Regions from separate parts of the Homo sapiens genome. Here region 2 is linked to region 1. The links are chromatin contacts, found by Hi-C or POLR2A ChIA-PET in ENCODE. All regions are on one chromosome and are shown on one strand. Each heading gives the region's core, a stretch centred on a gene start or an enhancer-like site at or near the end of the contact. The rest is flanking DNA. Distances are from core to core; before and after follow the strand shown. Region 1 holds the start of TRIM45 (tripartite motif containing 45). Region 2 has its middle 21 kb from the start of VTCN1.

Region 1 (3,883 bases), core at 712-3,211:
CTGGCACCAGAAGAGTGGCTGCAGAGAAAATAGGGTTAGCTGGTTTGGCTGGCAGCAAGACAGTCGCAGGGACTATCACATAATTACAAGTTAAAAATAGAGTGAAGTCTACAAACTTGTTCTGTTAGTGTAGCCAGAAAACAAATGGAAGTAGAACCCGAAACCTATTTTAGGCTAATCCTAAAACTGTGGTCATTTTATATTCTGGTGTCCTAGGATGGGGTAAGGTAAGAGTACGAAGGGACAAAAGTGATCCATCTGACAAACTATTCACCAAATGCCATAAAACACATAGTCTGCACCCCAATTAACACCTACCAGCCCACCTCACCAAGCTCCAGAGTAACTCTAAGGTACACAAAGCAAAAGCTGAGGTCCGGCCAATCATCATCACCTATTCTAGGAGCACAGCATGGGTTACTGGAATGTAGTCAAAATGATCTGGATTTAATACTCAGTTCTGTTACACACTTACCAACTGTAGGACCTTGGCAAATCACATAATATTGCTGAGCTTGTTTCCCCAATTAATAAATGGGGGCGAAAACAGGGCCTGCTTTTCTGTAAGAGTTGCAAGATCGAAGGAGATCAAGAACAGGATCTATGCTGTTATATTCATTCTCCTGTTTCTCCAGCACCCAGTACAATTATTCACTACACGAATGACTGAAGGAAACTGTAGCTGCACTTTGTAAATTGAAAGGGTTTATTGCTATTGCTATATTAGGCTATATATTAGGTACTATATTAGGCTAACCGGGTTAACTGTTGTACTGGAGTATTTGCTATTGCATTGTTATATTGCTCTTTGACCTTCCACGGTATTTGAGAAGGCTTTCCTTTTCATCTGCTCACCGAGGGATTTGTCTTGACACCTCTTTGTAATCTGCTCTTAAGCTACACCTGATGGAGTGTCCCATCTTTACCTATGAGCCTGGCAGCAGAAGTGGCAGAGGTTGGCTTTGCAGGTCTGACACCTCTTCTCTACTTCCCTGTCGTTGCACAGGTCACACACCAGGCCCTGGCCTTCCCCACGTAGGCTCTCCAGCATCACATCATTCACGGCCAGGTGGTCTATGGTTAAAGCCTTCACTCCACCCATGGGCAGGTCCACCTGAGCATCACATACAGGACAAAGGATGCCGATCTGCGACTGCAGACTTCGTGGCTTGAGTTCCTGGAATATTGACCCCTCAGAGCTTGTGTCAGAGTCTCCCCCTCGGATGTCCACTACTGAGAAGGGCTCCAGCTGCTCCAGACACGTGGTGCAAACTGTATGCAAACAAGGCAAGAGCCTGGGGGCTTTGAAAAGCCCCAAGCACAGGGGGCAGTGAGTCTTGCCTGAGTTCCCAAGTGCAGTCCCACTAGTGAGTTTGCTTACAAAGCCCAGCAGCGGTTTTCTGTTTTCTGACATACTCCTCACGTTTGTGACCAATATTAGAAAGGGCCCTGGGCAGTTCTACGATTTAGTAGCAGGTGATTAAGCCCACCCAAAGAGAAAGTCTCCAGAACTTGAACAGAGACCATGGGGACTCCCTCGCTGACAAATAAAAGGGCAGACGGGAAGACGAGGCGTCCTCGAAGGAATCACCCACAGATCTACTCAGGAGGGCCCCCTCCTTTCCACTGCATCCCACACCAGACACGCCCACGCCCTCCTCTGCCCCGCAAGTCCTCCCCGGATGCGCTTCCAGGTCTAGCTCTCCAGCTAGTCCTGCTGCCAACAAAGTCACCCCTGCACCTCTCGCTCCCTCCACTGCCACCCCCCTCCCGCCGCCCGCCCCACTGCGCGCCACACGCGACAAGCGCCGACCCCACCCGCGCACGATGAGGTAGGGGCCCTCTTGCTCCTTCCCTCTGCGAAAGGCGCGCGCCGGGTGAGGGAATTGCAAGCCGCCGGCGGGCTTCTCGGTGTCCACCGCCTCTCCCGCGCCTCGGCCCGGGACGCCCGCGGGCTCTGGCCCCTCCTCACACCAATCCCAGCCCGGTCTACTCCGGCGAGTCCAATCACCGTCCGAGAGCGGCGGCCCTCGCCGCTCCGGGCCCCGCCGCCCTCCAGAGTGACGCCACTAAGCATCCAATAAGTTTTGGAAATTCCACATCTTCGCCAGTCCACTCACGCGGGGGGCGGGACCTGACAAGGCCGTGGGCGGGGCGGCCGAAGGGCTTAGAGTGCGGCGGGAGGAAAAGGCCAAGGCTCGGAGCGAGCGGCATAGTGTAGTCAGCGTCACCGTTTCACAGGGACTGTCCCTCTCTCTGTGGTGACCAGAGAGGCCTCAGGACCTCTTAAAAAGCCACGCTGATTTGGCGCCGGGACGGCCTTCTTTCTGCCCTCGGACTCGTCCCACGAACGCAGACTGGGTTCTCCCATTGGTGGATGGCACTGTCAGTTGGCTCTGCGCTGGGAGTGGGAGACGTTTTTCGGGCTCCCGAGGTCTCGGCCGCTCGGGGGCGCCAGACGTTTCTCCTCCACGCGGGTTTGAGGCTGCGAGGCTCCCCTCTGTCCTCAGGCGCTTACTGTAGCTCACAGGTCCCTCAGGCCTAGCGTGCTGGGTACAAGCACTCCCGCGGCTCCCCGACTTTGGGTATTTTTCGGGGGTGAGGGCATCTCAGGCTCGCGTTACGGGGACCGGTTCGGGAGACCGTGGAGCCGAGGTGTCGAATGGAGGGCTTACTTCGGCCGGGCCAGGGAGCGCCACCCTCCTTGTCGGGCTCGGGAAGGCTTTGTTTTCCGGTCCGGGGGGAGTGCAGATGACCTAAGGAGTTGAATGTCACCCGGGATTCCACAGTCCTGTGTAACAGAAACGAGCTGAGCGAGTTGGACCCGCTGTTTTTATCAGTCAATCACGGAGGGCTCCTGCCTGGTCACAGTGAGACAATGGACGGTGGCAATGAGGGACAAGCCCTTTGTGGGCTTAAAACTAATTGGGAAGATGAACACGTCCGACCCCTTTAACTTTATAATTACACGGCCACCTTCTCTGGCCTTACCAGGCGTCTCCTGATTCTCCAAAATTCCAAAAATGGAAACAGCTGCTCCTTTCCCCTCCACCTGTTGTTATCTCCAGTTGCGTCAGCTTGTCTACTGGGCCCTCACTGCTTTCTTTGTTCATGACCTTCCCTACTTAATTTGTACCCAGTGGGCGACTGTTTCACTTGATTCCTTCATTATCTGTTTCATGCTATAGGCATAGTGTCTGGAGCCTAAGCTTTTAAAAGTATGGAATCTGAAAAAAAGTTAACCCCAAAATATGAAAAAAAAAAAAAAAACCATTATAAAATATAAAAATGAAATGTTTGGCCATTTCCAAAATATAACACGCCAATGAGTCAAATGCCACCTTTATATAAAATGTGCAAGTAATTTCCAAATGTTAAGCATATCTCCAAAGATTTTTAAATAGTCCTTACCTAGATTTTTTTCAGCCTCTTGTCCTTCTTGCATCTACTCTCAAAATCGGCATTCGCCTCTCCAGTAGGCTGGAGGAAGTCACAAAAACTGTGTGGACTTGGGTTTGCTATATATTCTTGCTTTGAACTTCACCTTTACCCTCCCTGCTGCTTGGCTGTGCTTTACTTCATCTCTTGTTCATACTGTATCACATTTCTTGTGGTAGTAGTTTCAAGCTTCTCTTGTTTCAGAAGTACTTCATAATTTACACGTGCAATATCTCATTTAGCAGTATCTCATTTAACCTTTAACAATATTGTAAGGAAATGGCCTCAAAGAGGTCTTGCCAGGTCTTGGATGGCCAGCCCAAGTTAACATATCTGGAACTTGAACACAACCTTATGATGCCATATCTAAGATTATATTCGGGCTACCTCTACCTTTCCCTTTTTTTTTTTTTCTTTTTTTGAGATTGAGTTTTGCTCTTGTTGC
Region 2 (3,883 bases), core at 853-3,352, 110 kb after region 1:
GACAGCAGTCAGTCCTGTTGAGTCTGCTTCCAACCACTCCACCCAAGGGGCACTTGAGCAGCAATGGGTGGAGGGGATGTGGGAGAAGAACCAGTATCTTGCTATCCTAGGCAGCACCAAAGCTTCCCTCACTTGCTTTCAGCCTGCTGGGTGAGTGAAGATCAAGGATTAGCAATGGGCAACAGAAGCTATGAACTCTCTTCTGAAGTACCTCGCAGGCTCCTCGATACTCTTATCACCAAGTCTGTTATTCACACAGTGGCAGCCACAGTGATCAAATGCATAAGGCAGATCACATCATGTACTTCCTAACAACCCTCCAGTCGTTTCCCACTTGAGCTAAACTGTCCTGGCCTATGAGGTCTGCATTCATCTGGCACCTGTTACCATGTCATTACTGCATCCTCTCATCTTGTCATCTGTAAAATGGGAATGAGCATGGCTGCTTTTAGAACGAAACAAGATGACGTATGTCACACACAGACACACACACCATCACCACCACCAGGCCATCATGGTAGAATCTGAATAGTAAGAAATGATTAAATTGAGATTTGCAGCCATGCGGAGAACGATAGAATCAGGTACCTAGTAGATGTGAAAGGGTCAAGTTAATGGCATGGTTAATCCATCTTTGAACAAGACAATTGGACAAAAGTCTGGCATAGAGAAGTGAATGATGGAGAGAATGGAAACTTGAGGCACTAACAAGTGACAGGTTGAACTGTAGTCTCCAAACTGTGACCCATAAGGAGTGGCTGGTCTAAGATTTTTAGAAAAGCAAAAACGTTTTTACGAGTTGCCTAACCCTTAAGCTGGCGGGCCACTAGTATCTAATAAGCTCCATCACACAAGCACAACAGCTGTGTAACTGCTTGCTATGGTTTGGGTATTTGTCCCCACTCAAATCTCATGCTGAATTGTAATCCCCAGTGCTGGAGGTGGGGTCTGGTGGAGGCGTTTGATCATGGGGGAGAATCCCCCATGGCTTGGTGCTGTCCTTGTGATAGTGAGTTCCAGGGAGATCTGGTCACTTAAAAGTCTGTGGCACCTCCCCTCATTCTCTCTTGCTTGCTCCTGCTTTTCCATGTGATGTGTCTGCCCCCTCTTTGCCGTCTACCATGAGTAAAAGCTCCCTGAGGCCTTCCTAGAAGCCAAGCAGATGCCAGAGCTATGCTTCCTGTACAGTCTGCAGAACCATGAGCCAATTAAACCTCTTTTCTTATTAATTACCCAGTCTCAGGTATTTCTTTCTAGCAATGCAAGAATGGCCTAACACACTGCTTCTGCCTGGTCTAACACTAGCTGGCTTTTATACATTAATGATGATATTTGAGCCTGAGTGTAATTCTATAACCTTTCATCCTACCCAAGTTTCATCTTGAAACTGGGCATTGTGGGGGATCCTGACAAATAGAATAATTGGTATCAACTGAACATCTGTATGTACTTGGTCCCTGCCAGAACTTGTAGGGCAAGCATGGACCATTTGAATTCCCATAATTATGAATAAAGGATTCATGTGGTCCACACCCAGGTATCTGTGGTCATGTGGCTTGCTACTAAGAAAACTGGGCGTGCCTCTTCACTAGTTAAAAGCCATCACGTTTGGAATAAATAATAAACATTTACCTGCTTCTATATTTCTTGAGGTCTGATAACACATTTTGAATAATTTTGTATGTGGGCTCATTGTATCTTTCAGGCCTAATTTCTGACAGTGTCATTTCCCATCTGGGTTTTGATTCTAGAAAGTCAAACCCTGCAGTAACTGCTATTGGCACCCAGTGTTCACCTTGGTCCCTGGTCTGATCACAAGATACTCTACACATTCCAAGCTAAAGTCTGAGATCACTGTTCAATAGTCAAAGGAGTCTAGTTCCTTAAAAAATGCTGGGTGCCTTTCTAGTATGGGGAGTGGGGGAAGAGACTGTTTTAGAAGCACATGAGGAAGTTGCTACTCAGTTTGATTATGTTAGGCAAACAGAAATTAGTTAACTGGCAGGAAAACACAAAGCCAAGTTGGAATCTCAAGCTGAAACCATGGTTTCAAGTGACTATTTGTTACTCCCTGAAATTGCAGCCCCAGACTATTTCCTTCTTTCCATCAGAGCCAAGGCCGATGACCTGCCAGGGCCTTGTAAATCATTCTCTTACTCCAACAATAAAGCCCATAGTTTATTTCTGGGCTTGCCATCCACGAGCTACAAGAAAACACACTCCAAGCTGACTCCATTGCTGTCAGGCCTCTTTGCAGTGGTTACGATTAGATGAGAGGGGCCACTTGACCTGCAGCTGGATTGGCTGGCCAGTGGCTCTTGTTGCGGTTAATTCAAGAAGCAGGAAAGCAGACATCATACAAGGAGCTCTGACCAAAAGCTTTAGAGGGCTGTTCAAGGAACGCAGGGACTGTGTGTTTATGGTTGGATTTCACCTCAAACACTGATCTGTTGTGTGACTTTGAGGAAGTCCCTTCACCTTTCTGTGCCTCAGTTTCTTCATCTGTAACATTACCCTAGTGATGAGTTTTATACCACGTACTTGAGTCTAAACTTTTAAAACCAGGGACCCAGCTAACATCCCATTGGTTTCTCTTCAGAAAGGTATGGTCTTTTCCATGCAGATTACACTCCATTTCCCAAATACAATGGACTGCTTTACAGTTTGGATGATTAGATTTACTGGCTCATTACAGTTTTAAAAATAGAACAAGTCACACAGAACTACAAATTTAGCCCCTGAGGCTGATTGTGTTGGCAGGCAAAGAGGCAGCACTTTCTTTCCTCTTTCAGGATTTGACCTGAACACACGGGTTGTATGGCATTTGAGGGATTCATATGTGGTCAAGCCTCCAACCTTTAAGTATCAGAGCATAGGAGGAGAGAGGACTGTTGACCCCAAGCTTGGGATTTTCTACAACTGAACCCTTGTTCTACTACCTCTTTTCCTGCTGGCTGCCCTCTGTCCTCCCTTGTGCAACGAAATCTTAGTTCTCTTTCAGGGCTTCAAAAGCCTCCTCCATGTTGCCTTCCCTGGGCCTTCCTCCTCCTTCCCTCTGCGGGAAGGGCTCTCCCTTCTCTTTCCCCTCTATAAGCACCCATTTGTGCTATACATGTAAATTATATCACAATGCTTTGTACCATGGATGTTTGTGCCTAGGTTTCATTCTCTTCCTTGAGGTCAGGGACATTGTCTGTGATGTTAGATCCCTTATAGTACCCAGACAGGGCTTTGTCTATAATAGGAAAATGGATAAACAAGAAAATGGAGGACTTTGGGCATGAGGATTCACTGACCTGGTTCTCCTTGTCTTTCTGTCTTGCATGTCATGAACCTCACTGCATCCACTCTGTTTTTAGATCTCACTGAGTTCATGTGTTCAACCATACACCTTATTGGGTGCTCTTACGGACACTGTGATGTGCTATCCAGCTCCTGGGGGTGCTGCTGACAGCAAGCCCTCAGCCCTTATCACACAATACAATTGTCTACCTAAAAAGAGCCCCTTCTCCAAAGTCATGCCCCCTTTCTAGGACAACCTGCATGAATAACTGGTCTATGTGGGTTTATAAAGGTTCAGGCCCATACACTAATTTGGAACAACTTCAGAGCCTCCTATGAGATTGGCTGGGGCTATCGTCAAGACTGCATCACAGCTCAACTTCTTCCTCTGCCCCATCCTGTTTCCTTCTTTTCCCTTTTATAGCTGTTGATCCTAAGAGCACTCCCTAATAGAAGTCATGCACATCAAATTATTGCAGAGTCTGCTTCCCAGAGAACCAACCTGCAACAAGTGGCTACCAAGTACCAGGTACTATTCTAGCTTGTGGCTTAGAGTAGTGAACAAGAACAGGTCCCTGCCCTCACAGAGCATACAATCTAC

Evidence for each region. Hi-C counts contacts between places; a loop is a spot of excess contacts on that map. ChIA-PET counts read pairs that join two places held with the same protein, here RNA polymerase II (POLR2A). Pooled maps may share reads with other maps.
Region 2: a map of left cardiac atrium shows a loop between it and region 1 (2.2-fold over the local background). The contact joins the enhancer-like site here to the promoter of TRIM45 in region 1. A Hi-C loop is called at or near these places in 7 of 168 maps with a recorded cell type or tissue (Right ventricle myocardium inferior, cardiac septum, heart left ventricle and 2 more) and 3 of 50 pooled maps. POLR2A ChIA-PET finds 5 or more read pairs at or near these places in 3 of 52 experiments (PC-9, WTC11 and activated T-cell).

The regions. Positions count from the first base shown.
Region 1 is chr1:117,119,788-117,123,670 of GRCh38, forward strand. TRIM45 (tripartite motif containing 45) reads right to left here and starts at 1,962. Exons shown (of 6, transcript NM_025188.4): 1 at 927-1,962. The coding sequence starts at 1,414. RefSeq lists a silencer at 1,727-1,916 and an enhancer at 2,227-2,396.
Region 2 is chr1:117,230,014-117,233,896 of GRCh38, forward strand. No RefSeq gene overlaps it. Among named protein-coding and RNA genes, the nearest start is that of VTCN1, 21 kb to the left of the region's middle. Within about 2 kb of position 2,103, at least 4 of the 41 ENCODE cell types and tissues checked have a DNase peak (open chromatin) inside an H3K27ac peak, as active enhancers do; they include PC-9, where a contact is called at or near this core.